3 separate regions of the Mus musculus genome follow, and regions 1 and 2 are each linked to region 3. The links are chromatin loops, found by intact Hi-C in ENCODE. Cell type or tissue: heart. All regions are shown on one strand. Links, peaks and the distances in the headings refer to the core of each region. The heading gives the core; the rest is flanking DNA. Region 1 holds the start of Poln (DNA polymerase N). Region 2 holds the start of Tmem129 (transmembrane protein 129). Region 3 holds the start of Fam193a (family with sequence homology 193, member A).

Region 1 (9,766 bases), core at 1-8,000, 200 kb before region 3:
AACTTAAAGGATAAAAGAAAAAAGAAAAGCAGAAAGGCCAAATCTGAATACAAGTAATTTTTAAACCTTTAAAATTTCTGTTCCAACTCTCTAGTATTTCACAAAAATAAAAGAAAAAAATGCTAAGGAAGCAATGACATACATACCTATGAGTGGAATGATCTTTGGTGTCGATGGGAGTCCTTGAGGTTAACTGCTCAGATGCTGGTATGTCTGATAACACTGCCAAGTGCTGGCAGAGCACCGTGTTTCTTTGACTGAGTTGTTGAACCAAACTCTCTAGTTGCCGATATGTATCCCAATGTTTTCTCAACTCAATCTCATATGATAACTGGACAAGCTCAAAAGATGCCTTCTGTTTTATCAACTCATTTAACACTAACTCTTGTCTTGCCGTATAATAATCTTGTTTAGCAATCTGCAGTTCAAAATCGCCCTTTACAACTGGCATGTTCAATAGCTGAGCATATTCTTTTACCACAGCAGGCAAAACTTTGTCTTTTATATGAGTGATTTGTTCTTCAAGTTTTAGAATCTCACTGTTTAAGCTAGAAATTTCTGCATCCAAATTTTCTTTATCAATAACCTACACAAAGAAAGCAGTAACATTTTAAAATGTAGGTTTAAACTTTTATTTTCTAACTATTTTCATTGTTTGTTTTAGATGGTCAGATAATATATGCAATGAATAAAAACTAACTTATTGGTATAAGCCAAAACTAACTTTAAAGGAAAATAAGGACTAAGTCAAGAGAAAGGCCAGCATGAACTACTGAATTTCAGTACACTATATATATATATATATATATATATATACACACACACACACACATACATACATACATACAAACAAACAATAATGGCTAACAAACTAGAAGATCTCATCGTTATCATAACTTTAATAAGTATACTACTCATTATAACAAATGAATATTTTAATTTTCTTAAAATTATATAGTATTTTCTTAGTCCATGAGCTGATTATAGCACACAGATTTACCAGACTTGTTATTTCAAAATGTTTCTGTTGTAGTAACTAATTTAATACAAGTATTGGTTCAGAAACCTCTACATTTTTATTCAACTATCTACTGCCTATATTATCAAGAAAGCAAGCTTCTAGAGAGTGCAGATGAACAACTGCAATATATCTACATATTCTCAACAAGTAATGAGAAAGTCACTCCACTGAATCCTGGACTTCATTAATACTATCTTCTTGTCAGAGGAAACAAGGCAGAATATCCATAGTTAAGCAAGTAGTTTCCTTGGTTTATACCAAAAAACAGAAACCCCAGTTTAATCTGTAATTGAAATGACACAATTTTCAGATTCATAATGCAAAGTAAGGTTATTTTTGTCCAAAATTTGCTCAGTAATATTACTGAGGATAAAATTACTAAATTCTAGTAATATGATTAATAATATATTTGTATGAAATACATACTGCAAATATGTACTATAAAATTACATTAATTATATTACATAATTAATAAATTATATTAATATGCTATACTAATATAATTTTCTATAAAATTAAAATTAGATTTCCCCCCTTTTCTAAATTAGCAGCAATATTAAACTCTATATTCCTAACAATTACAATATGAATTCAGTCTTATTTCTTATGCTTACCTCATTGGTTAGTCTATTAAGATTCTCTTCCGCCCATTTTATACTCGACTTCATGCTCAAATTACTTGTTTTCAAGTATATGATCTGTTTCTGGACACAAATACATGCCATCTGCAGTCTAGCCATCTCCAGTCGTCGCTCCCTAAGGATTTCTTCATTATCACAAATAGACGGTGTTTGTATATCTAAAAGTTGAAAATTGTCTTCATTTGAACTTTCAACTACTTCGTGCATGCCCTGAAAGAATTGCTTTTTTGTGTATAAGGTTAATGCTGCTGTGCTCTGCTCTTCTTGGCTTATGTATTTTCCCAAGGGAAACTGAGATAAAAACACCATTGGATTTGTTCTTTCACTTAAATTAGAATTTCTGAAGAATATCATCAAATTATTAACTTCCTCAGTAAGACCCTGAAGTTCATTACTGAGCTTAGTATTCACAGAATTTAGGAATCCTTGCTTCTGTTTCAGCTTCTTAGTGGCCTCCTCTTGTTTAGCATTTAATGCCAGAAACCTGTAGCTAGTTTCAGAAACCATTAACTGGTATTTATTCCGTCGCTGAATTTTTGAGTTATTTAATTTCTGCAGAGTTTGAACCTCATCCTCTAATATCTGTATCTCTTTGTCATCCAGTTTGCATGTCTTCAAATCAAAAGTTTTACAGGTCCTAAGAACTTCATCCAATGCTGTTCCTTCTAGGATAGGCTTGCCTGATCGCTGGAGATCGCTGAAGGCTTCCAATTCTTTTTCAGACAATACATTCTGTTCATTCACATTCCCACAAAACCATTTCAAGAATGACTCATCTTCAACATCCTCAAAGAGCCAGTCAAAATCTTCTCCATTAAGAATATCAGCTTTGGGATAACCAATTTTTTTCAATGTTTCCACAAACTCATTTCCACAACTCATGGTTTAACTACTCCTGTTTTTAAATATTTGATATGAATCTATTTTTTTAAACTAAGTTCAAACAGAAAAAAACATATTTACGCTAAGTCCATAGAAGAAGGAAAAAAAATACAATCTATAATGTGTTTTCCTAGTGGGGGAAAGAACACAAGTATTAGACCATGAACAAGGCAAATGAATTTTAAATATACAGATCATTTTATCAGATGACATCAGGAGACTACTTAAGTTAAAAGCAGATGCACGTGCAATATCTGACAAAGACAAAGCAAAACAGAAGCAATCAGGGTGTTGCTTAGGACACTACAACAGTAATGAAGAATCTAATTAATGAAGATATAACAATAAAAAAAAACTGATTTTTTTTCCCAATGATGAAATTACTTAAAATAAATTACATTTTGTAAAATAGCTGTTTCCCCTGTAGTTTCTAGTTAGGAAAAAGAAATATGCCTACCTTTCTAAGGAAGAATCAACTAAATATTTACTTCAATCAGCGTTCCATCAGTCTCAAAGGACTCAATCTATAGATATAACCAGTCTAACGCAGAGAAAACCAGGACAAATTGACAAGTTTCAAAGTACCCATCAATCATCAAGTAAGAAGTTTTATTTCGAATAGAACACAATGAACCACGACTTGAACCAAACTTAGGTCAGTGACAATGGCAGGTCTTAAAATCACGATGTATTTGACACTCTGGTAGCAAACTCTCTGGGTTGGTTTTGGTTTGTTTCTGAGTATCCAGTTATGACACTTAAGAGCTCTAATAAAACACGCCCACAAAAGTACCAAATTGCTGTTTTTAAAAGCTGGGTAACAGATAAGTGTGTATTTCCGGTTTAACGTTTGCCTCGTATGATTGAGGCCTTGGGTTTTATCCGCAGTATCCGAAAAATAAAGCTACCAACCCCAGCCGGATGACCGGCCACGTACCTCCGCCCCCACCTCTGGCACAAAGCCTCAGCCTCCCCGCACACCCCGCGCCTGGGCCCAGCGACCTCTATCGATGCCTCAAGCAGGCTGTAGGAGGGTAGCGGCGGCCCCGCCAACCCCGAACTTACAAGACCCTTACCTCAGGAAAGCCGCAGTCACTGCTCTCTGCCAGCCTCCAACCGCGCGCGCCGCAGTGCCTCACGGGAGTGCCAGGACGCGCACGCGCAGATTACAACATCCGTAAAGTCAGCGCAGGCGGCGAGGTATCCCGGAGAAAGCGAAGGAGGACCCGCAGACCAACCCCCTTCAACGAGCCGGGGTAAAGTGATTGGCTTTCCTGACGGACGCACCGCCCCTTAGCCCCGCCTCTGGCCCGCCGTCCTTCCCGCTAGGCTCAAGAGGATTGGTTTTCTCACTATAGGCTCTGCCCTCGCTCCGCCCCACCCCGCCCCCGCTCGGGAGTTGGAGTCTGGGTCTCTTCCGGCTGCTTTGTTGCCTTGGCCATTTGGCCCTCTAGTTCAGTTAGGCCTCCTGTCCTAAGAATGGCTTGCGGTCTGTGACACCACTAGGGGACCGGAAGTTTGAGGCCGAACAGACCCCTTCTTCCCCCAACAGCTCTTACCACCACCACTGGTAGGGTGATCCAGCGTTGGTGCTAATAACAAGCAGCTGGGACCCTATCAGGTCTCTTGCAGGGTAGGATTGTTGGCTATAGAATCTTTTACAATGGTTATTTAACAAAAATCACTTAACTCCCAAGGCCTCGATGACTTCCAAGCAAAAGCTGACTCCCTCCAAGATCCCATCTTCAAAATGTCAAGGTGTAAAATACATCAGTTTTAGAATGCATTTAACTCAGAAGTACAGACATTCTGAGGATGCCCGCCGTCATTCAATGAAAGACAGAATGCTGAACTCAGATGCAAGCCTAGTTAATGTCCTATGGTCCCAGAAAACTGATCTTTGGAGTTACAGTTGGCATTGGTAACAACTTGTCTGTATGGGTCATAATCTGTTCATTTTTTTCTATCAGACAGCATTTGCAACTTAACCACTCTCTTGTAAGATGATATATAAATTCACAAGATCTGGGCTTTGATCATTAAAAAAATAGTATTCCCCTCTTCTAATCATAAATAGGGTGATGTATCAGACAAGGGTCTAGTCTAGTTGCTACTAGGTAGAATTCTTTCTGGATCTTTTTCCCTGGGCTTATTTGTTTTGTGAGACAAGGATTTGCTTCTCTACCCAGGCTGGGCTTCAACTCAAGATCCTACTTTAGCATCTCCAAGTGCTGGGGCCACAGGTATGAATCACCATGCCCAGATATTCATGTTTTCAAAGAGAGAAAAACTAATGTTCTAAGCAGATCATTTAAATTTGAGTTGAAGACATTTCCTATTAATTCTTATTTAACTTTTATCCTCCTTTTGAAGGTCAATAAAACCGGAAAGTAAATAAAAACAAACAGTACAGGGGAAAAGTTCTTAGAATGGTGCCTAATGTGGTTAGGACATCAGGGGACTGGCCCAAGAGGACCCCAGATGCCAAACTGGAGGTAGGGGCTCAGCAGGGAGCTGGCGTTGAGTGGGTTTTGGCCAGAGGAAGTGCAGGCAGTACTTTTGGGAAATTTTGCTGAGGCGGCAAAGACTGAGAGAAAAAGAGCCAAATGACACAAGATGAGGGGGTGGGAATGCAAGGCTGAGAGGATTTTTGGTGTTGTTTTGTTTTAAAGTGGGAGGAACTGGAGGATATTTATAGACTGTGCGGAAGAGCTCGGAGGAGATGGAATTAAAGATGCCAGAAAGACAAAGGGCTACTTTGCAGGCTGAGGTTCCCCCCAGGCACAGCCTGGGACCCATGAGACCTTCTAGAAAACCCACTGTTCTTAGTGACTCCTGGCCCCCAGCTCGCTCTCTTGAATTGCTGACCACCGCTCCTTGTTTGAGAAGTGTTTGCGAGGCCATAAGAAGCCATGAAAACATAAAGATTAGAACAGGATCAGCCCCCTGAGTACAAACAGCAAACACAATGGGGTCAATTATACAGAACTGGAAAGTTTTCTTGGGACTGGATTAGAAACTTAAGAAGGCAAGTATGTTAAACTTATTTCCAAGACAAGCTTGCTTTCTTCTACTCAAACTCAGTTGTGGTTTTAGTGGGGTCAAAAGGTAACGGGAACCGAGGAGCTAATCGGTCCTAAGCAAGCCTGTGAGAATGTAATGGGCGAAACAAACCAAAATGCAGGACCTGAGTCTTTTCTGTTGGCCTTACTCTCCTGTCATCAATATTAAAAATTATTTTATGTTTTATACAGTATATTTACAGACAGTTTTAAAACTTTGTATACAACTGTGCTGTTGAAGGTTGTTTTTGGATGCAGTTTAACGGAAGTGAAGAGATCTGTTCTCCAGACAACATGGAGGAGGGAGCAACAGCCTCAGACATGTGTTAGCTTGATTCTACCAAAAAAAAAAAAAAAAAAAAAAAAAGTCACAAAAGGTTTGAGAAAGCTGGCACTGGACAATTCGGAAAAGGCAAGGGAGCCCAGGAGCTGGCAGAACACTGGGGGCCGTCAGCCAGTGAGATGTGGTCTGGCAGCTTCCTCCTATCGGTCTTGTTCTTCCAGAAGAAAGTTGACTTTTCTTAAGACCATGGAGTTGGGGTCAGGGATATTTGCTCTTGATTGTATTTACACTCCTGTGGTGAAGGTAAAAACTCAGTACCAAACTCAGAAGTATTTAGGTCTACAAAACTAGGAAGGGGTCACCATAGTGGTGGGTAGACAGGGGTCTTTGGAGATGGAAGCCGGTATCAGGCGGCCTGCAGAGTTTAGGGGTCTGAGGAGTCCAGGACCTCAGGTTGCCTGAGAGGTTGGTCAGTTGAGGAGGAACTGGGATGAGAGCCCATCCTTCCCTACAGCTTGCTTCCCAGGCCAGTGGCCTAACTCTGGAACAATCCAGAGCTCCTGTCCTCTAACTTTCTGGCTAAAGATTAGGAAAAGAGGACATAAAATGTCCCACTAGCAATTAGTCCAGATTAGTCCAGCCTCTAATTTATACAGCCATCATCCCAGCAAAAGTCGACAAAGGGACAAAAGAGGAATAGGAACAAAGTACTCAGGGACCACCTGCAGAAGAGGCTGGGCTCGAACTAACCATGAGATCCAAAATGAGCTGGTAAGGACAAAGGGTTGAGTAGAAGGTAGGCTGAGTTGAGGTGAAGGCCAGGAGCCAGCAGGCATCTGAGTTTAACTCTGGGGAGGAAGAGGATGAGGAGCTGAAGGGCCATCTTGGAACCACTCTAGCAAGGGTTAGGATTCATGCAGGGATCTCAGGTGGGGGCAAACATGGAGGAACAGAGAGGCTGGTGGTGTGTATGTAACAGAGAGATAGGCTGGTGTGTGTGTGTGTGTGTGTGTGTGTGTGTGTGTGTGTGTGTGTGTGTGTGTGTATAAGAACTAGAGTCGGGTCAGAAAAACTACGAAAGGCATACCATATCTGAGCTTTGAGTTTCCTAACCATGAGATGGACCCTGCAAGACTGAAGTAGGTGCTAATTATGCAAAGTGCTTAGCACAGATCCCTGGCACCCACTGCTTCCAACAAGAAGTAGTAGCAGGTAAGACTAAAAAACATAGTATTTGGAATTTAAGTGTTCACATTGATATCAACACCTAAGTCATATCAAGTCTGAGGTTCTAATTGTGTTCACATCAGAAAACTCCTTTTTCTCTGAGTTAACTTCAGCCTCCTCTAAGGCTGCCCATCCCTTACCCCGTTTCTAACAGGAGGCAGGGAAGGCAGGGATACACATTTTAAGAGTCCAGGCTGGTTGTTGTCTGCCGGGAGGACGAATCCCTCCCCTGGTTTCATGGTTCCACATTAAAACTTTTTAGCAGGTACCACTAGGCCATCTCCAATGGGCTCTTCAGAGGGTTCAGTGAGGTAACACCATCCTCTCTGGAAGTCCTGATCCACACCTTTTGTGGTATTCAAGGTGGCAAGTCCTTGAAGGACAAGCCTCAGTGTACTCATCTGTCTGGGAGGACACCGAGTCCTCCAAGAACCAGAACCAGGATTCCTGCTAATGGGCTGGAGCCTCCCTGTAGGCAGTGGAATGTCAGCAACACTATCCTGTTTTCTCTCCAGTGTGTGTTCTAACCACCTCACAGCTGCTCTGAGGGCAAGTCAGAACCCTAAATCCCCATGCTAGCACCGAAGCACAGCTGCCCACGTTTCCACCTCAGCAGTGTAGGTCTCGAAGGCAGAAGCTAGGCCTGAGTCAGCCTAAGGATGCTGGGATAGACTGGAGGAGTCCTTGAGGTGTAATCTGGAGACCCAGCAACTTCTCTGCAGAGGGCATCTGGCCAGCATAGCACCCTTAAGGACTGAGCTATCTTTGGGCCTACAATGTCGGAGTCCAACAAGAACACCTGGCTTAGAGTAGGCTGTATGGTACTTCCACCCAAGCCTTTACACAGAGCTGCTCAGCTTCCCAGGAATGGAGGTTGTGGACGTGAAGGTTGCTTCCCAAGGGCCAGGATGGCCCTGGCTCCCGTGAGTCCGTCCCTCTAGCTGAAGCTAGAGAGAAAGGAGCAGAGCAGAGCAGATAGAAATAACTAGAAACCAGAAAAATGAGGTATAAAAATCTGTATTTATATTACAATGACAGAATGACACAGCACAGCCCCATCTGTTTGACAGGTGGGATGGGGTCCCATTCCAGTCTGCAGCTCAGGTCTCATAACTCGCCCACCGCACTGGCACCAGGCCCCTTGTGTAGCCCCTGACTCTGGCACGGAACCTGCCCTAGTGCCCTAGTTTAGAGGCCTGAGAACTTGCTTGCTAGCCTGGGATCAAGACCCTCTGTGCAGGCACAAGGGGTGAGAGGCTAACTGACCCACCAGAGGCAGGGAAGGCTTGGGGCACACAGAAAGGTAGGAACTGTCCAGCCACAGTTTGGTGCACAACTCCATCTGCCTAGAAAGGCAAGCTCAAGCACCTGCAGGTGAGAAATACAGAGGCAGGCCTAGGGGCCGTCTAGAGACAAAACCTCTGTGTCCTCTCCTGCTAGACCAGCTGGGCCTGCAGCAGGATGGTGGGTCTGGTACATCTGGACCACCTCCTAGTAGAGAGGCCCAAGCCTGAGCCTGGAGTTCCAGACTCTGTTATGGCACACCGCATGGCTCACATGGACAGGTGCAGGTGGAGGACATAGCAGCAGCTATTTTGGTCCAGCTTTCTTTCCACAGACACACAATAGCCTTGGCTGAATCTGTGGCTACCAGTAATGGCCATACTGTGCAAATGGTAGAGAGCAGGAGAAGGAGTAATAGATATGTAACTCTTAGCACCAGCCCCCATGCCTATAGATCACCCCTCACAGGCCTGCTAGCGGAAGGGGCAGCTGGCTAGCACCCCTGGGTGACTGAGGAGGCCAACTCCCAGGCTACATGGGATCCATAGCCTGAAAAGGCAAAGGGCTGAGCTGCCACAAAATTCAGCCAAGGGGGCCAATCTGGTCACCAGGAATGGGCTCTGCTGTCAGGGGTGGAAGCAGAAGCTCAGGTGCTGGAGATGGAGCAGGGAGTTGATAATCTAAGAATTCAGGGCACATCAGGAGCCCTGGAGTTGTGGGTCCTTTAAACAAAGTCCTGTGCTAAGGGTAGGTGTGCTGGGGAGGTGCTTGGGCAGACACTGAAGTGCCCAGATGGGCAGAAAATGTTGACAGAACCAGCTTACTAGGATGTTGACGATCTTTCCTGGAGACACCTACCCAGGCCTGCTGTCCACCTGTCATTCTGAGTGCCCACAGAGCAGGTTCTATGCCAGAGCTGTCTCCGGGAACCTCATTCTGCCTATCAGTAGGCCTCTCACCCTAGGATGCTCATTGGCATGACTGAAGATAAACAAGAATTTCCCCACAGTTTGGAAATTGTTTACGAATGCACCAGAGGAGGTGGCAGGTGCTGCTGTGGGCCAGCCCGTGGCCACTACCCAAATATTGCTGTGTGGTGCCCCTAGAAACAAAGTCTTCTAGTATTGAAAGGCCAACAGAAGCCTCCTGGACAGGCCTGTACTACTTCCAGAACTGTGTATTTATAAGCTGCCCATGGCTGACACTCCAGGCTCTATGCTAGCAGGCCTGCTGTCCCGGAACTTTCAGGCACAGCCACTCTGCCAGTTACCATGGAGGCACCACTGGAGGCCAGGTTATAGCCCTGCAGGATACAGGAATCAGCCTCGGGAGCCACAAAGGCATGCATATGTCCCTCCCAGGAGGC
Region 2 (9,830 bases), core at 1,191-9,190, 710 kb before region 3:
CAGCGTGAGAGGGTGGGATGGTGGTAACTATGTGGAGCCATCTAAGGGCTTGTCCTTCTGAACGTACCAAGCACTGACACTGGTTTCTTATACGACTTTCTGATCTGTGACTATATTCATCTGACTTTCCCAACATCCTGCAGCCACTATGTAAAATACTGCAAAAGTTTGGTTTTACTACCAGGTTAAACAAAATGAAGTACATCACTTGAAAAGGAACACTTTATTAAATACTGTATCATTTAACTACATTTACATTTATTTGTATAAAATTAACTCTTCTGTGGTTAAAAATAACTTCAAACCACTTGGCCTCTGCTAGGCAGACAGCCCTTGAAACTGGCTGTCTCCTGGTCATACTTCAGGGACAGGCAGAACTGAGTTTGCTCTGGTAGCAAATCCCTGGGGTTAGGTGCAGTGTTGGCTGGATAAGGGGCTAGCTTGGTCTGCTACTACTGCTTTCAACAACTAAATGTAAGTGCTTCAGGACAAGTTGAAGGAGAGGTCATCCCTCTAGCAGCTACACTTTGTGTCAGAGATGGAGAGTAAAGAGCAACCTCTTCCCCACCCATCTGTACCATAGATAAGTGAGTACATCTATGTATATGTGCGTCCATCAGAACCTTAACCACTGAGGTATCCTCTCCTGATCCAAGCACCCCACAGGGGCTTGGCTAACCCTGTGCTACACCCCTGATGGGTTTCTTTCTGGATAGTCCTGTGGCTCTCTGGTCCTTGGCTCCCTAAAACCCTTTCCTAGGGTTAGGAGTATGAGCTTTTGGTCTCCCCTGGACTAGAGAAGCAGGACAAGACAACAAAAGCATTGTGGACCCTCTAAAGCATATGCAACCCTCGTGAGGAACTTGGGAAAGTACTCTGTCATACCTTCCTACCAAGAAGTGGCCCCTTGGCTAGCCACAGTCACCAGGATACCCTAGAAGAGGACTTCACACTAGAGTGGCACCCTGGTGACCCTCTCAACTGTCAGTGTCTACCCAACACCATAGGGTCTGGTTTTTAACTGAAATACAGGTATGCTATGTAATAGAATTAAGGCAAACAGGCCAAATAAAGGCTCTTGAGCCAAACTCCAATGTCTTGGGGCTTTGGAGCATCCTATGTGGCATATCAGCCCCACCTGGAGGTAAACTGGAAGAGAAGAGGCTGAAGGTCCAGGGATAGGGCATTTCCATGAGAATTTCTTCTAAAACTCTTCAACTGACCATAGATAGACTCAAGGTAGAGAGTGGCTGTAGATTAAGTGTGTGCTTTAACTAGAACCTCTTGTCAAAGTCAAAGAGCTTCAGGCACTCCCCAGAAGTGGCTAGTGGAGACACAGAACATACTGTGATGCTCAGCGTACACAGCACACATCCAGGATGCAGAAGCGGGCACGGCAAGTGGGGCAGGGCACACGGCTGGCTAGCCAAGTGTCAGGGCGCTGGGGATCCTGGCGGCTGGCAAACCACTTGCCCATGCAAGTGAGACACCACATGGGTCGGCAGTAACACTGCTGGCACTCGCCGACCGCTGGCTCCTGACAGGTCTTCACCAACTTCACGCTGGCCCGTGTTTGCATGCAGCCTATACAGGGCTCCAGCTCCTACCGAGAGGCAGTTGAAAGAAAAGGGGTTACAGAAAGGCCTACAGGATGGTCCTGGGAGGAGTTCCACCCACTCTCCCACCCGGGCCAGCCCCCACCTGGTTGCTGGGTACTGAATAGGCTGGGTTGACCTCCACATGGGAAGCAAATGTTTCTAGGAAGAGGTCCCCCAGGCTCTGGCGGATGACCACATTGGCTGCACTTCGGATTGGGGCGTGGAGCTTCTCACATAGTTCGCCATATTCTGATGAATTCAGCCTGCAAGAACCATGGCTTGATGAACTGAGACCATCTGCCCTTGGGTCCACAACCTAAAGTCATTCAGAACCAAAAGCGGGCAGGGCCAGGAAAAACAAGCCACCTCGGTGAAGGCATAGCTACTAAAGATGGATGTGAAGGCAAAATCCAGAGTCACTGGTCACGAATCCCCAGCAGGATGGACAGGAAGAGTCTGGAGCTAAAGTGCCACCAAACTACATTCCTAGGCCATCACAAGAAGGTATAGGGACAGCTCAATGACAGAGCAGAAAGAGCGACAAAAAGAAAGCAGAAGGCAAAAAAAAAAAAAAAAAAAAAACCAAACTTGAAGGAGGATGACACTAAAGGGGTCAATTGACCAATGTCATATAGGCCCCAGCAGTGCCTTAGTCTTCCTCTACCTTTAACACCTCCTAAGAAGTACATGATCCACAACCACCATGTACTTACCGAATATCAAAGGGCTGTGTGCCAGGGCTGGTGCTTGCCACACGTATAGTAAGAAGCTGCACAGGTAGGTTTGAGTCTGGCGAGAGATCATGCTGCCGTGACTCTGTCACAGTCAAGTGAACATCCTGTTGCTGAGCCACATGTACACGGTATGTGGTCACCTTCATTACCCATGTGTCTGTCACAATCACTCGGGCACCAGGTGCCCCTGTAGCAAACTTGTCAATCCGTCGGAACTCTGTGTTGATGGAAGAAGCGACAGCCTGCCAACCAGACTGTGGAAGGGCATAGAGGGCCAGGGTTTGGGCCAGTGGGTGTCGGGTCCACCTATCCCAGGACCAGTAGTAGATCAGGGTACAGGAGAGAAGGGGAAGGGTCACAGCCAGGAGAAGGAAGAGTTGCCAGGCTTCTGGGGCCTGACCTGGGGAGTAGAGCTGCTTTTCTGAGGCTGCAAAGCACATGCCCATGTAGTAGCCTGCAGAAGAAAAGACATCTCAGGGGAAGACCTGGATGCTGGGGGCTCTCCTCCTCCCATGGTAACCCATCTGAACACCACAGCGCTCTCCCTGTGCTTGGGGAAGGGAAGAGCTATTTCCTTTCTGTTGCCAGCCCTGAGCCTTGTCTTGGTAACCTAGGGCATGATTAGCTCCCAGGACACGTTGCTTTTACCCCTTCACCTCCACAGCAGGCCTGCCTCAGCTCTTAGCCAGAGCAATGGTACCTCATATTAGAGGAAAGTATTTGCAATTTACTACTATAACTTCACAGACAAAGCCAAGTAGAAATCAAATAAAATCAAAGCTGCTGGTTAGTGGTGATTCATGCTTTCTATCCCAGCACTCAGGAGGCAGAGGCAGGTGGATCTGAGGCCAGCCTCATCTACTGATCTAGTTCTGGGACAGCCATGGATACACAAAGAAAAACAAACAAATAAACAAAAATTTCCTAGAAAACCAAAAGGAAACGACTTTACATAAACTGACCACTGGCCTACTTGAGACAGTTCTTTGGGCTGTATCTTGGTATCTCAATTTTGCCTCCTCTGAGGAGGCAGAGCCAACATAGCCCATCTCAAAGCTGGGACACTGAACAAGAAAATGAGCAAGTACCCAGTGATAGGGCACCTTGCTAGAACAGAGAAACCAGTTTCAGAGCCCTGTTAACCCAACAGGGAGCAACTTGAACATCAAAATGATCTGCAGATGGTAAGGTACTGTTTGAGCAGGCTCCAATCTGCAAAAAACAATAGTAACTGTTTACTTCTAGCCAATTCACTACATGTTAAAATAACTTGTTATGTAGCAACAGAAGACAGCTCCACCGTCTGTCTGCTCTCAATATGACCTCCCTGAGTGACTTGTGCTTATTAACTTTGGGTTCCTTGTTCTGGTATGGGAGTGCCCACTGGACAGCCCTTGGTCAGGAGTCCTGCCTTAGAGCCCCACACTCTTGATATGCCTTGCAGTGTACTAACTAGGTCTCCAAACCAAACTACATGACCATGCCAACTCCATCTCCAGTTCTCCAAAGGAGTCCTCTCCACCCTCCTTCTTCTCAAAACAGATCTGAGTGTTTCTATTACCACACCTGCCTCTGCCTCTCTGGAGCCTAAGCAGCTGCTTCACACCAATCATTCCTGTGCCCAGAGCTGCAAGTATGACAGACAAGCAGACATGTGTTCTCCCAGATCTATCTTTCCCTGTCCCTGTAGCTTCCAAAGGTCTCCTTCATCTGGATCCCAGACTTCAATCACTGCTATATTCCAGCAGTTTCCCCAACCTTTCCTCCAATCAGCCAACAGATGGGCCTCTCCGAGGTCCCACTAGCACTTGGGGCACCACATACCATGGCCTTGGACAGGGCCATAGACCTAGCCCGGCAAAGGAAACGCTCCATTAACATTCCCAACCTTGACCGTCTTCATCTCTGCCTGCTCTTCTTACACCCACCTTCCCCTGGGATCTCTCCAACCCCTGTTGTAATGAAATCAACAGGAGCTCTTTCCTATAGAAATCGTCCAACATAGCAAGCAGGCTGAACGATTCTGCACTCCAGCCGCAGTGATGTCAAAGACTGGAGCTTAGCCCCACCCGAGCACCACTCGCAGGACAGCGCCAGGGCCGCCGCCTCCCAACTGGAAGAGCGTATGGTGCTCTAGAGCGCTCAGCTCACAGCCAGGGCTGCAGAGATCCCGCTTGCTTGTTCATGATCTTGACCGGCTTCTGCTCCAGTTCCTCACCCTTGGAGTCTCCAAGCGCCCGGTTAAGCGCCAACCACCGGCCGGCACACAGGAGGCTCACCTAACGGCAGCAGTGAGTGACACAGTAGTGTGGCGGAAGTGCGGCGAAGGTGGTAAGGTACGAAGGCGGCGTCCTCGCTGCCCAGCCAGCCCGACAACAGATTCTGCACTGTGAGCCCGGCCGAGTAGAACTCGTTGGGCGTGAACACGAAGCACACTGCGAAGACCAGGTAGGCCAACGTGAAGGTCACCTCAGGGCTGTCCATCCCGCCACCGCTCACTGGGCCGTGCAGAGGCAGGAGAGTCCAGTTCTGGACAGTTGGTTTGTTGCCGCAGCCACCGCCGTCAGATCGCCCGCGGGGCACTCTGGGAAACGGAGTCCAAGTCCGGCTACTGGCGGGGCATCCTGCGAATCTGAGCGCCTCCTGTCCAGGCACCCGCAAAGCATTCTAGGAAATGGAGTCCCCTCCTCAGGCTGCCCGCGGGGCACTGTGGGAGACAATTTCCCTGTTGGGTTGACCCGAAGGGCACCCTGGGAGTCAGAGTCTCGCGAGGCCGCCCCCGGCATTCTGAGTGGGGAGTTCTCGGACCCTACGCTGACCCACAAGCTGTGAGCCGCCCAGACACCCCCCGTAAGGGTTCAACTTCTCCCTTACAAACAGCTCGGAGGAGACACTGCAACTGGGTCCATTTAACAGCTGAGAAAAACCGAGCCAGGGCGAACTGGTTTCCAACCGCATTCGCGGCCGACCATGAGATTTTCTGGGCCATGATGGCTCTCACAGTCACTGGCTACCAACAAGCCCTCTCGGCCCCCGATGCTAGACCACAGTTCCCATACGCCCCAACGCTCCCACTGTGCCCTCAGTCCCGGAAGCGGAACTCCCTGCGCAAGAAGGGCGGGACCAGTATGGCTTGCAATTGGCCACAGGTGGCTCTACGGAAGCCTCTTCTCCAACGCGCTGATTGGCTGTGGAACGCCAACTTTCGGTATTTGAATCTGGGGCGGGCGTAGCGGACGACGTTCCGGGACTGCGAGAGCGGACCTTGTTGGGGTTCCTTCGGCTGGGTTTCTCCTGCTCCGTTTTCTTAGCGCGAAGCGGGCACGGCGCTCCTCCCTTGCGGTGGGCGTCCGCGCGGGCCCAGGGCTTGGCAACCGTAGTCAGGTAAGGGAAACGGCGATTTTTTATTTCCCTCGGGCGCAGGGTGGGGATCAGCCCCACGGAACTTGATTCCTGCGAGCTGAGTTACCGTTCCTGTCTTCCGCAGCTTCGCTCTCTCCCTTTGTTGAGGACCCACCCCTCACTCCAGCCTCCTCTGTTCTAAACTCAGGGGATGCACCTAGCCTCCTAGGCAGGACAGGAACCTGCCCGTGGGCTGGGCTTTGCAGGCCGGCCTGCCAGTGATCTCGGTCTGACCCAGTTGATGGCCTCCAAAGAGGCCGTGCTGGTTCCTGTTCTGGTCGAGCGTGTCGTGTAGGAGAATCGCGTCTCAGAGCCAGGGACATCCGTCGCCCCAAGTCTCTTACTCCATCTTTTCTGCGAAACTATTCTGTCTGTCGTCTGTCTTCCTGAACCCAGGGATATTTCTTGTTCCTGGGTCTGTGCCTCTAAGTCCTCCTTCCGTACAGCCTGACCACAACTTCAAAATAAATGGCTTCTCTTGGAAACGCTTTCTTTCCAACTCCAGATGGTCCTGATAAGTTTCCCTTCTCTATTGCATCCTTCTCTGAACAGAGTCCTTTAAGGCTAAGGCCTTTTTCCTCAACTTTAGCTACCAGAATGACCTCATGCCTATACCTATACAATTTGGTTCAGCAATGCATATTTCCAGTCATGATCGCTTGATTGTACACTTCTGTCCATGCACTGTTCGAGGTGGGAGATGTTTCTTTCTCCTTCAACCTTCAAACTTCACCTCAGAGACCATCAGTCAACTTGAGCTTTATCATCTCCCATAGGTGATTTGACCCCATACTTGTTCTCAGAAGGACAGGTGCAGCAGCAGCAACAAAACTTCCTATGTTCCCTGCCCCACCCCTAGTCACTCCTGCACCATGAAGACATCAGAACAAGAGGAAAGGCCCCTTGTGGGTGGGACCATCTCTGGGCTGGTAGTCTTGGGTTCTATAAGAGAGCAGGCTGAGCAAGCCAGGGGAAGCAAGCCAGTAATGAACACTTTCCCCCTTTCCCCCTTGATCACTAATTGAGAAAATGCCTTACAGTTGGATCTCATGGAGGTATTTCCTCAACTGAAGCTCCTTTGTCTGTGATAACTCCAGCTGTGTCAAGTTGACACAAAACTAGCCAGTACAGGTTCTGATGTCTTCTTGGTGCAGGAGTGACTAGAGGTGGGGCAGGGAACATAGGGAAGTTTTGTTGCTGCTGTTGCACCATGGCCTCTGCATCAGCTCCTGCTTTCTGACCTGCTTGAGTTCCAGTCCTGACTTCCTTGGTGATGAACAGCAGTATGAAAGTGTAAGCCGAATAAACCCTTTCCTCCCCAACTTGCTTCTTGGTCATGATGTTTGTGCAGGAATAGAAACCCTGACTAAGACAGAACCCAAATCTGGCTTGTCAATTTTTGTCTCCAGGAACTCCCTCCAGGAGCTGGGGACATGGCTCAGACAGTATTGTGCTTGACAAATGAGCATGAGGACTTGACGTCAGATCCTCAGCACCCACCTAAATTGTGTGGTGTGGCTGCACCCATTTGTAATCCTAGCACTGGGAAGGCAGACTGGAGGATCCCTGGAGCTCCCTGGCCAGATTGTCTTGCTGAATTGGTGAGCTCCTGGGTCAGTTAGTCTAACAAGGTGGAGAACAATTGAAGAAAACACCTCCTGTCAACCTTTGACCTCCCCTTCACACACACCTCCAACCCTCATCCCATCCGAAGCAAAAGCTGAACCGATTGTTCTGCTTTCTTGCCTGAAAGACTTCACCTGAGGCTGTACAGCCCAGAGGCCTATGCTTGTAAATTCCACATCCATTTCAGTGCCCTTTCCTCATGCTTTCTGGGAAAAAAATCCTAAACATTGCTCTTGATTTGTTTTCTCTACTTTATGACCTGTGTACCTTGCTGAGCAACCTAGTCTACCTCTCTTTTGCTAAGGGAACCTCTGGTTCTGTCCCTCTCCCTCATTTCCTCAAGGCTCCTAGAGCAGAGTCAGCAATAGCTTCTCTTGATGACCTCCCTCCCCAGTACCTCTCCTTACTCCTCAACCAGAGCCCCCAAGGTTTCACCCACAAGAATCCATGGTCCCATGCCTCTGCCTCCCAAGTGCTGGGATTAAAGGTGTGCTCCACTACCACCCTATTACTTTGGTTCTCTTCAAACCAAAATTATATCCCCTAACTCTTGTCTTACAGTGTAATACATTAATGGGAGTCATTTTGAACACCTGGTTCTCTTTCCTTCTCTGCCTGAACCCTTTTAGCAGTTGGCTCAGGAAGTAGCAGTATCCTTGATGCAATACAAGGGACTCTGAGGCTTTCTCTGGAAGATGACACCTACTTGAAGTATTAAGTATACCTGTAAAGGGTACTAGCTCTACCTGTCCAGAAATAGAACATCTCCCTGCTATGCTCACGGGGCATTTCTGTACATACGCTGCAGCATCATTGACTTCCTAGTGACTAAAACATACTGTTTTCCCAGAATGAGTCTGCATGTCTTAAATGACGAAAACGTGCCCAATGAAAAGAGTTCACAGTGCCGTGATTTCCAGTTTTTGCCACCAGAACTTACCGGCAGATCATCTGTTCTTTGTCTGTCACAGAAAGAAAATGTACCACCCCAGAGCCAGGCTAAGGCCACAAATGTAAGTGCGGACTGTACTGTGTATGCTCCTCAGGTACTCTGGGACTGGCTTTCTGAGAGCCTTGCACTGTAGCAGGTTGGCTTGCTTGTGAGGGCGTGTATCATGGAGCATATGCACTCTCCTCGACTTTCACTAGGTGACGTTCCAGACACCACCTCGGGATCCACAGACACACAGGATCTTAAGTCCTAACATGACCAATAAGCGTGAGGCTCCTTTTGGATTACAAAATGACCACTGTGTCTTCTTACAGAAAGAAAAGTAAGTGTGGATGCCTTTCACTGTTCTTCAGTACTGTCTGTCCTCTCTGAGGGTTGTTGCAAAATCTTCCAGTCCTGTCCTATCTAGACTTTCTTCTCTTGATCACTGTCCTTAAGTGTAGTATCTGGCACGGTTGTCAGTTGAGAGTTAATCATCAGCTAGTTGAACTGTTTTAATTCCATCCTTTACTCTTTTGCTATGTTCCTACCTAACCCCAAAGCCCATATAAAAACTACCCAATCCAGTTATTATCATTGTAAGCTGTAAGCCTAGATTGGGCAGATCTAACACTATACAAACTTCTTCTCCAGCTATAAGATCCCTTGTTACTTACAGTTCCTCCTGGCCCAACATGGCTTCTTCCTCCTCCTGTTCCATCTTTTCTCCTTCCCCTCTCATCCTCTCCTCTTCTCTCTTCTCTCTCTCTCTCTCTCTCTCTCTCTCTCTCCCCCCTCCCTCCCTCCCTCCCTCTCTCACCCTATCCCCACTTTCAAACCTCCAGTCCCATCTTTCCCCTCCATTGTCCAGTCGCAGGCTCTAGCCTTTATTGACTAGTTAAAATGGGAGACGGTTCACATGAAATCACCTGAGTACATAATGGGCTGCTTGTCGAGGGCAGCCCCTCTTGAGGAAGCAGAATTACCATCAGAATATAAACAGCACCAGGACAACCCACAGTGCCTACCACCTATTCTTTATTTCTATGACTTGATAGAATGATTAGATCTTATTTCCAGACAAGATTACCTATAGTTTCCTTCCTATTGAGTTTGCTTATCTCTCCCTTCTGCTTAAGATTAGCGTTTGGCACCAAGTGGTGGTGGACACCTTTAATCCCAGCACTCGGGAGACAGAGGCAGGCGGATTTCTGAGTTCGAGGCCAGCCTGGTCTACAAAATGAGTTCTCTATATAGCCAGAGCTATACAGAGAAACCCTGTCTCAAAAAACCAAATAAAACAAAACAAACAAACAAAAATTAGCATTTGGCTTCCTGTGCTCAAAACTTGGAGAGAGCAGATAGACTCATAAACAGAAATTATCATATGAATGATGAGTCAGGGCTTGGGAGATGGCTCCTTTGGTACTGTTGGCTATACAAACGTGAGGGCTTGAGTTCCATCCTCAGTATCTAGATCAAACTCCCCAAGCCAGTACGCAGAAAAGGGGAACACTGTCATCCCAAGAGCAGCTTCTT
Region 3 (9,830 bases), core at 1,183-9,182:
CAACCAGGGTTCAAGTTCAACACCACTCGTAGCTCACAACCGCAACTCCTGTTTGAGAGGATCTGATGCCCTCTTCTGGCTTCTGTGATGGTGCACAGAAATACATGGAGGCAAAACTTCCATACACATAAAAATTTAAAAAAACATAGTAAGTTATATAAAGATAGAATATATTTTGACGAAATCTAAAACCATGTCAAACTGGGTTAGTGGGTAACTGCACTTGCTGCCAAGCCTGAGAGGACTCATGTTCGATTGTGCTTGAAGGTTTGGACTGGACTGCTGGTATCCTGACCAGGAAGACTGGAATTTTCCCAAAGAACTACCTCTAAACAGGTCTACATCCCCCTTATCCTACTAACCATCTTTCTCCCCTACCTTTGGTTGGTGGGCTAGAAGGGAAATTAAAGTGTATAAGAACCCTTATTAAAGCAGGTTTTGAAAATCTACACCTACACTACCTCTCTGCAACTGAAGTTCCAAATTAAACATTTTTGTTTTGTTCTTTTGTGTGTTTGGTTTGTTCTTTTTTTTTTTTTTTTTCAAATAAGAACCTTTGGTCATGCGTGGTGTTATGTCTGGGCAGTAGAAAAGTAACAAAGGGGCTGGTGAGATGGCTCAGTGGGTAAGAGCACCCGACTGCTCTTCCGAAGGTCTGAAGTTCAAATCCCAGCAACCACATGGTGGCTCACAACCATCCATAATGAGATCTGACTCCCTCTTCTGGAGTGTCTGAAGATAGCTACAGTGTACTTATATATAATAAAAATAAATAAATCTAAAAAAAAAAAAAAGTAACAAAGACATTCCTCTTGCAGAGGACCTGGGCTTAATTTGCAGTACCCACATGGTGTGTCACAACTGTAATGGCAGTCCCAGGAAATCCATGTCCTCCTCTTGCCTCCATGGGCATACACATTGTTCATAGACATACATGCAGGCAATACAACCACATACACACAAACACATGACTAAGTATTTTTTTAAGGAAGCCAAATAGCTAAGCATGATGGTCCTGTAACCCCCAGCATAAAATGACTGCAATTTCTAGACCACTCTGGGCTTTAACTCAAAACCCAATACTATTTAAGGATTTGTAGCATGGTGATGGTGACATATACCCTTAATCTCAGCACTGAGAAAGAGGTCAGGTAGATCTCTGTGAGTTTGAGGCTAACATGGACTACAAAATGAGTTCCAGGAGAGCCAGAGCTGTTAATTTTTTTTTTTTTTTTTTTTTTTGAGACAGGTTTTCTGTGTAGCCCTGGCTGTCCTGGAACTCACTCTGTAGACCAGGCTGGCCTCGAACTCAGAAATCCGCCTGCCTCTGCCTCCCAAGTGCTGGGATTAAAGGCGTGTACCACCACCGCCCAGCAAGACTTTATTTTTCTTTAAAGAAACCAGATACAACCAGGTACAGTGACATATGTCTATAACGTAAGCACCCCAGAGGCTAAGACAATTGGAACATGAGTTTAAGGCCAATTTAGGTGACACAGTAACATTCTGTCTCAAAGCGAGATTTAAAAATAAGAGATTCCTGAGTATGATACTTATAAGCCTTGAGTGGCTCTTGAATACTTTAAAGATGGTGAATCTGAACAGACAAATGCTAAAAGCATAAAACAGAAGCTCCAGAAACCATGTGAAAAGAGATGAACATACCTCAACTTCTATACCTAATCCTAGAATTACAGAAGCTGAGGCAGGAGGACCAGGACTTCTAAGGTAGTTAAATTGTCTCAACATAACTTGTTGAAACATTTTAAAGACCACTCTCTAGATTTGTTTTTTAATAACTCTAGTTTGCTGGCTAGTTAGCTTCACTGGAAAGATGTCAGAGATCTTTGATGTTTTTGTGTAAGGTTGCTTAAGATTGATTTCAGTGTAGGTTTGCTTTTGTTCTCATTTTTATCTTGGTTAGGAGTCCCTGAGCATCTTGAAATCATGGGCAGGTGGAGCTTCCGTTAGGTAGACTATGCTTCTATGGCACTGCATCCTTTTTTCCCCAACTGTGTGCCATAGAACTTTCCTTTCTGGGTCATACCTGGGCATTTGCAGTCTGTAGTGTAGCTCAGTGACAGCATGCTTGCCTACTGGCATATTTGATAGTTATGGTGTTTACGTTGATTTATCTCCCTTTTTTTTTTTTTTTTTTTTTTGGTTTTTTGAGACAGGGTTTCTCTGTAGCCCTGACTGTCCTGGAACTCACTCTGTAGACCAGGCTGGCCTTGAACTCAGAAATCTGCCTGCCTCTGCCTCCCAAGTGCTGGGATTAAAGGCGTGTGCCACCACCGCCCGGCTATCTCCCATTTTTAAAATCTTAATTTTTTATTTTTTTTCTGGAGACAGGGTTTCTGTCTTTGGTTGTCCTGGAATTTACTCTGTAGATCTGCGTGGTCTCAAACTCACAGAGATCTGCCTACCTCAGCCTCTTGACTACTGGGATAAAAAGCATGTGCCATTTTACACACACACACACATATATGTATTATTATATATTACACATATAAATCATATTTTAAGTATAATATATAATATAAACATATATATTACATAATAAAACACTATATATTATGTATATGATATTCTGCCTTCTGTTGGCTTCAGGTATACATGTGGTACATATACATACAGGCAAGCAAGCACTTATTCAAATTTAATTAAAATATATAAAACGAAGTATGCATCTCCATGGCATTCCCTGCTTAAAAGCCTTCCATGGCTCTCCCAGGTGGTTAGAATAAAACGAAGCTGGTGGTGGCACACACTTTTAGTCCCAGAACATGGAAGGCTGAGAGGCAGGAGGATCTCTGAGTAGTATAGTCTACATATCAAGTTCAAAGCCAGCCAGAAATATACAGTGAGATGCTGTCTGAAAAACTGAAACAAAAGCAAAACCGAAAAACCAAACCAAAAACTCACCCAACCAAGCAAACAAAACAAACACCAAACCAAAAACAACAACAACAAAAAAAACCCTCTTCGGCCTCCTTATAGAAGCTTAGAGATTCTGTGAATTCATTTGCTCTAGAAACAAAGTGTCTTTGTACATACACTTATGTTGGTGCCCAAAGTTATACCTGAGCTAGAATCTGGGCCTTGCCTCTGAAAACTAGAGTGGCTTTGGGCAACATCCTTAGCACCTATAAACCTGTTTCTTATCCATAGACTATGACTAATAGCACCTCTCAGGAGAGTGTATGTGTGAATGGAGATTTGACAGAGAATGACTGCACTGCTGGACAAATGGTCATTCATTCACCTAGCAATTACTGGAGTGCTGCATGCCCAGCCCTGTGCCTGCAAGGGGTTGGGATTATGGTGGAGGCAAGCACTTCTATATCCTGTGCCCTCTAGGATACTAATGACACTTAAAAATTTCAACTCCATGCCAATGTGCCAAGAACAGAAGAAAGCAAAGTGGTTATGGAAGTAGGGAGGCATTCAACTGGACTCCTTAGATGAAATGGAGGGAAGGGGCGGTCCTGACACTGCCCACCTATGGAGTACTGAGGGAGATTTAGCCTGGCATCCTACTACACTTTAATATCAGAGCTATCCAAGACCTGTTTGGGTGAGGGACCTTCATTCTATTGGGAAGTTAGTCATTGAAACGGGGTTCATCACATTGGGCTGCTCAGGTTTGGGGTGAAAAATGGGTCAGAATTGCTGAATTGGGCCAGAATGACTAACTAGGAGGTAATAGGAGATGGTTCAGGAGCGCATGTCTGTATGTCGCAATGCTAATCTCAACAGATAGCACTTGGTTCCACTGATGGAATCAAAAATAGGTATGAACTGCGGGAAACCTTTGGTTTGGGTCCTTGTACCTATAGGCGATAAGCAGGGCGCCAAGGAACAAGGTTTCTAGGTAGTGGTCCAGACTTCTGTCCTGAACTAAAGTCCTCCTGGTATGTGGTGAATGGAAAGTGATGAATAGCATGGGCGATGGCCTGAGGAAGCGCTCCTTTAAGTATGGAGACTTTAAAGAGAAGCGAGGAAGGAGTGAGGCAGGCTCCTGCTTACTGCAGGCCTTGTCAGCGCAGATGCAGTGAATTACCAGTCGGCGGATGCCGGCCCTCTTTCCACTGGCCCTGGCATAGGCCAAGGTCACACAGCGACAGGTGAAAGGGGCACGCTCGAACCTGGACTGGGCCAAAGTCAGCAGGGCCCACTACGAGCAGGGCAAGAGCTTGGGTCTTTGGCAGGAGGCTGTACTAAAGGAACTGAGAGACCGCCAGAGTTGGAACTGCGAGACCCTCTTGGACCCCGCCCGCCTCCAGCTCCGTCCGTGCGCGGACTACAGATTCCACAGGGCCACGCGGCGCCGGACGTCACCCTAGGCACACCCTCTCCCCGCACGACTAACTGCGCGTGGCCCTACGGGAGTCGTGGTCCCGCCCCACACGCCCGGGCGGAGCCGCGGGCGGCTGGAACTACAGCTCCCGGCATGCCTCGCGCGTGGCGTCGGGGGCGGGGTCCCAGGCCAGGGGCGCGCCGCCCGGGAGGGCGGAGTGCGGGGGGCGGCCGCCCGCGCCCCTCCCCCTGCCGCTGCTTCCCCCCTCCCCCGACGTAAACTGGGATCCCTTTCCCCTTGTGTCCGCCATATTGGACTCTTAACTCTGGTCAGCGGCGGCACCGGGCCCGGTGGACTCGCGTCGCTCTCGCCAGCAGCTGCCCCTCAGATCCCGTCCGCCCCGCCCTCCCAGCCCGGGAGGAGACCCCGCGCCGCGCCCCCCGCCCGGCCGGCCGCAGCGCCCGCCGCCGCCTCCGCCTGCCCGCCGCTGCCGCCGCCGCCCGCGGCCCGGCGCCCGCCCGCGCCCCTTCCCCGCCCGCCGTCCTCCGTCCCTCACTCCCGCCATGAGCCCGGCCGACGCTAAGCGCGGAGCCAAGCGCCGGAAGAACAAGCGCGGCGGCGGCGGTGGCTCGGGTGGCGGCGGCTCGGGCGGCAAGGCCGGCTCGGCGGCGGCCCTGCGCGGCCCCCAGGCCCCGGGCCCCGGCGCGGCGGGCCTGCTGGGCGGCGCGGCGGCCCACGGGCCTCTGGGCGCGGGTGCGGGCGGTGCCGCCGGAGGCTACTTCGAGGTAAGCAGCAGGGGTCCGCGGGCGGGAGCGGCCGCCGCCCCCTCACGAGCGGCCGGGCGGGCGCGGCCGGCGGATAACGGGCCGGCGCCTGCCTAGCTGACAGCTCCTCCCGGGCGCGAGCGCGGCGGAGGGAGGGCGGCGCCGGCGGGACCCCCGAGGCACACCGACTGTGGCCTTGAAAAGTGCCCCCTAGAAGTTTCTGGGTACCGCCTGGCGCACCACGGGCGCGGCTGTCTTGCCCTCTGTGCCTGCTGCTGTAAGCTCTCGGGAGCCGCCGGGGTCTCTTTCCTCAGGAGTGTCAGCTGAGGATAGTCGCAAGGGTTGGGGTAACTATTTTTTCAGGTTTACTTACGCAGGCATGCTGTGGATGGACCGCTGTCTCTTTTATTCTGTTTCAGAAGATAGTGCTGGTACGTGGGATGCAGTTGGCATAATCGGTTCTATAGATTGGATTGGCCACCGAATGATTATGGGTTTCTCTCAAGTTGCGTTCTTGTAAGGTTGCTAAAACAAGTTATCTTCTTTTAAAAAGACATCCACAGTGAAGAAACCAAAGCTTTAAGGGGTATTTGTGTGCCAAGTCATGAGGCAGATTTTTTTTTTTTTTAATGAGATTCGGAATATTGTGTTGGCACAGTATGTATTGAGAGCAGTTGAGAAAATTGTTGGGGATGGGCATGGGTTTTGATGCTCATGTTGTTGCAAGAAAGTACAGTAATGGATAAATACTTAAGTTTTCCTTATTTGTTCCCGGTGTTCTCTGCAGTTTTGGTGCAACTTTGGGAGCTTTCTTCGCGGAGTATTGTTACATTTGTTTAGCATCTGGGGTTTGTCCTTGGGTTTGAGTTTCCAGAGTTTGGCCTTTTTCTTGACTCTGGACAGCTCTAGTTTAAAATGAGGTTGTGATTTTTCATTTTGGGACTTTGTGGGTCGCCTTTGCTTTTGCTGGAAGGGGAAGGTGGGAGGTTGGCCTGTTCGAAAGCTTTATAGAAAGGGTAATAGTGGTTGCTGGAGCTGGAAGTGAAGTACATCCATTTCTGTATGTACAGTGAAGACCAGCTGCTAACAAGGAGCCTTACTCCTCATACCTCGTGCTAGGTAGGATTGAGTAATTGCAACATAACATAGAATTACCTGAAATAACTTGCTTTTTGTAGCTCTTCAAACTCAGATTATGCATAATTTTGACAGAATTGTTTGTGTTGAACTATTATGCATCAAGAGTTTGGGCCATCACCCACCATTAAAAACAATCATACACAAAAAAGTTTCATAAAAGGATTCCCAGTCTTTTCTGGTCTTTGCTGTTCTACTTCATTTCCTTAATAAAATACTTGTTCACACATTTCTCTGTGCGTTATTGAATTTAGACATACATCATGTAAAAACATTGCTTTTATTGTATTTTAAAGTTAAGGTGTGTTTAGTTTAAACATCTTTTTGTGTTTTCCTCATATACAAAACAAGTCTTCATAGCAGTAGAACTAAAAATATCCTTGTAACCCCAGAGATCTTTTTTGTTTTGATTTGATTTGAGAATGGGTCTTTCTCTGTTTTGGCTGTCCTAGAACTCATTATGTAGAGCAGGCTGACCTGGAATTCAACAGAGGTCTGCCTGCCTCTGTCTCCCTATTGCTTGGATTAAAAGCATCACCATCATACCCAGCTCCACAGAACTCTGAAAATCCAGTTTCCATACAAAATGGTAAGCTCTTTGGGTGCCTTATATGGCACAGCACAGGTATGCATAACAATGTCAGGTAACTGTTGGACCTGTACTTCCCAGAGAGAAGTCTTGAGCTTCCTCTACTCTCTCTAGGTCACCAAACCAGAAGGTGACTAAGAAAGGACAGGAAGGACTGTCCTTATCCTTAGTAGGGAGTCCCACATTGCTCTTAGTGCTGGGCACAGAACTGTAGGTTATACTATCTTATTTGAGGTGGCTCCTGAGCTAGTTAGTGGAAATGTGGGTATGGGTAACTTCTTGTGAAATTGTTGGTCCAGAAGTAAACTCTGGTGTCCAAGGCTCAGGGTGCAGGTTGCACAGATTTAAGTTTCTGAGGTTCCTTTGTGCTTGGTGTCAGACCTGTACTCCTTGTTGGGCACTCAGATCCTAGGCTTAAGATTAAACAAATAAATGTAGGGAAGATTGCAAGCAGTGTTTAGTGGCAGTCTGTAAGTGATGTATGATTGTGGCCATTGTGTTTCAGGATGCTGAGCTGGTCTTTTTAGGGGTTCTGCTTCTAGATAATAGGGCTAATGTTTTTGTTGTTGTTTTGTTTTTTATTCTAATTGTGAAATGGGGAAATTTGGACTCAGGTCTTGGACTTGAGCTTGTGCAATGGTTAGACTACTCACTCAGTGAACAGTTAGGTGAAGCATATCAAGAGTAAATCTAATTATTTTGCATTTCTATTTTAAGATGATTTTCATAATGTTCATGATACATTAAAGTGGAAAGGATTATAGGTGTTTATAGCACAGAGCTGTTTTTGTAAAATATTGTGTGCATATGGATTTACATAGGAAAGTCTTGTCCACAAAGACTATGGTGGGCATTCTGAAGCTTATTCTTTCCTTTTCCCACATGCTTCAAGCTTTCAAAATTTGAAATCTGCAGTGAGCGTTATTCATGGACCAAGAAAGTGAATGGCATTAAAGCCTGAGACAACTAACAGCGTTTTTCTGTTTTGTAAATAAACTAGTGAAGGGTTTTTCTACCACCCTTTGGCACTTACATATTTTGATATTAGGTACAGAAACAAACATTATCTACATAATGAGAATTGTATTTTCAAAATAATTATCTAACATTTAGTCATATATACTTACAAAACCCAGGTTCCTTCTATTATGGAAATCGACCTGTGTTATTAGTTGTTGGAATATCAGATTACATGTGACATATTCACACAGGGCTGGAATGGGGATTTAAGGTTATTTTTGTAATGATGTGTGAGATTTATAAAAGGATGCCATTTAAGGTAGGGGTCAAAAGGAGTTTTCAAACTGAAAGTTAAAGTCAGAAACCTGTCACTGGAGCTGGGCGTGGTGGCACACGCCTTTAATCCCAGCACTCAGGAGGCAGAGGCAGGCGGATTTCTGAGTTCGAGGCCAGCCTGGTCTACAAAGTGAGTTCCAGGACAGCCAGGGCTACACAGAGAAACTCTGTCTCGGAAAAAAACAAAACAAAACAAAAAAGCCCCCAAAAAACCCTGTCACTGACTATAGGCATTTGTAATAATGAATCCCCTTTTATCCTGATACTAGGAGTGTAGATAACAATGGGCTAAGGCCATCATGCAAGTGCCTCTTGATCTTAGAGGGTATTCAGGGTCTGGTGTTCATTTGGGTCTTTGTAGTAGGTGAAGGCACACTTGTAGTTCACATTGCTTTGTGATCTGAGGAAGTAGCTTGAAAAAAAATCTAGAACTTGAGGTGCTTTAAAGGATTACTAGTTTAACTTAGCTTACATTAACTACAATCCAGGCTTTAGAAAAAGTGCCATCACAGAGAGCCCTGTTGTGGCAGGTTTTTAGAGTGCTTCATGACATGAGTGTTCCAGTGCCCTGTGCTCCTTCATCATTCACTTCAAGGTGTGATACCTGTCTTGGCTATATCTTCCACTTGTTTGTGAGTTTTATACAAAAAGGGTTGTTTTGTGCCTCAGTGCTTTGGCTCAGCTTTTCATTTGTGATGACTCCAGGGTAAGATTGCTTTTTGCTGTTGTTCTATATAGGATGTACACTTTACACTGTGAAAATTCCTCAGTCTGTCTGATGTAATGTGGATGGACATTGAGATGCTTTAAGGCTGATGTGAATGAGCTTACATTTCTGCTTGTGCCTTTTGATGTGCATGGGCACTGTTTGAATTGGGCATGTTTCTGGGAATAGAATTGCTGAGTATGTAGATATGTGACTTGAGGTTCAACTGATCAGTTTTTCTAAGTGATGCTGCTGTAGGCTTATTAAAAGTTAATGTATAGGGGGCTGGAGAAATGGCTCAGCAGTTAAGAGCATTGACTGCTCTTCCGAAGGTCCTGAGTTCAAATCCCAGCAACCACATGATGGCTCACAACCATCCATAACGAGATCTGGAGCCCTCTTCTGGAGGGTCTGAAGATAGCTACTGTGTACTTACATGTAATAAATAAATAAATATTTTTTAAAAAGTTAATGTATAGCAAAATTATGTTTTGTCTTGGGAAACAGATGTTGTGTTGTTGCTTGGGTTGGTCTCAAACTCCTGAATTCAAGTGATCATTCACTTTAGCCTCTCTGAGAACTTAGAACTGTAATAGTATACCACTGTGCCCAGCTTTGTGATCCTAAGGATTGACCTTGGGGCCTTGTGCATGCTTACTACCTATTGCTCAGTTCTGCCTCCAACCTCATTACTCTGATTTTAACGCATGTGAGTCTCTTGAGGTTACTGTGTCAGTCAAGGTACAGGACAGTTTCATTAATCAGAAACATACTCCTGTTATCCCTGTACAATTGTACTCTCCCCCACTCTTTATTCTTGACACTCACTGTTACTTAAGAAAGAACAAAGTCTCATTATGTAGTCCTGGCTGTCCTGGAATTTGCTTTGTAGTCCAGGTTAGCCTTGAGCTTAAAGATCTGCCTGCCTGTGCCGTCAGAGTGTTGGGCTTAAGGGGGTGCACCACCACTGTCCAGCTCAGAACTGCTCATTTCTGGTTGGATTGCTATTTTTCCAGTTTAGAAAGTTCTTTATAATTT

The links. Hi-C counts contacts between places; a loop is a spot of excess contacts. Peaks named below come from ENCODE experiments on the same cell type or tissue, not always from the same donor. Only the 100,000 strongest peaks of a DNase experiment are listed, where the experiment ranks them.
Region 1: it touches region 3 in a loop (2.7-fold over the local background); 1 of 42 quality-filtered maps calls a loop at or near these places.
Region 2: it touches region 3 in a loop (4-fold over the local background); 1 of 42 quality-filtered maps calls a loop at or near these places.

What each region holds. Positions count from the first base shown.
Region 1 is chr5:34,165,770-34,175,535 of GRCm38, forward strand. It overlaps Poln (DNA polymerase N), which reads right to left and starts at 3,757. Exons shown (of 25, transcript NM_181857.4): 1 at 3,621-3,757. It overlaps Haus3 (HAUS augmin-like complex, subunit 3), which reads right to left and starts at 3,655. Exons shown (of 5, transcript NM_146159.1): 1 at 3,621-3,655; 2 at 1,636-2,674; 3 at 147-586. The coding sequence starts at 2,544. In heart, for the core only: a CTCF peak has its summit at 4,041; DNase peaks (open chromatin) are centred at 3,822 and 5,192; H3K4me3 peaks cover 2,169 bases; H3K27ac peaks cover 1,621 bases.
Region 2 is chr5:33,653,012-33,662,841 of GRCm38, forward strand. It overlaps Tmem129 (transmembrane protein 129), which reads right to left and starts at 4,966. Exons shown (of 4, transcript NM_026698.3): 1 at 4,612-4,966; 2 at 2,312-2,786; 3 at 1,702-1,861; 4 at 205-1,603. The coding sequence starts at 4,816. The coding sequence ends at 1,355. It overlaps Tacc3 (transforming, acidic coiled-coil containing protein 3), which reads left to right and starts at 5,117. Exons shown (of 15, transcript NM_001040435.3): 1 at 5,117-5,716; 2 at 8,211-8,373; 3 at 8,510-8,634. The coding sequence starts at 8,212. In heart, for the core only: a CTCF peak has its summit at 5,558; DNase peaks (open chromatin) are centred at 1,590, 5,010, 5,430 and 6,587; H3K4me3 peaks cover 3,340 bases; H3K27ac peaks cover 2,565 bases.
Region 3 is chr5:34,365,343-34,375,172 of GRCm38, forward strand. Fam193a (family with sequence homology 193, member A) reads left to right here and starts at 4,591. Exons shown (of 21, transcript NM_001243123.1): 1 at 4,591-5,085. The coding sequence starts at 4,864. In heart, for the core only: no CTCF peak of the experiment used is centred there; DNase peaks (open chromatin) are centred at 4,409 and 5,179; H3K4me3 peaks cover 2,795 bases; H3K27ac peaks cover 1,849 bases.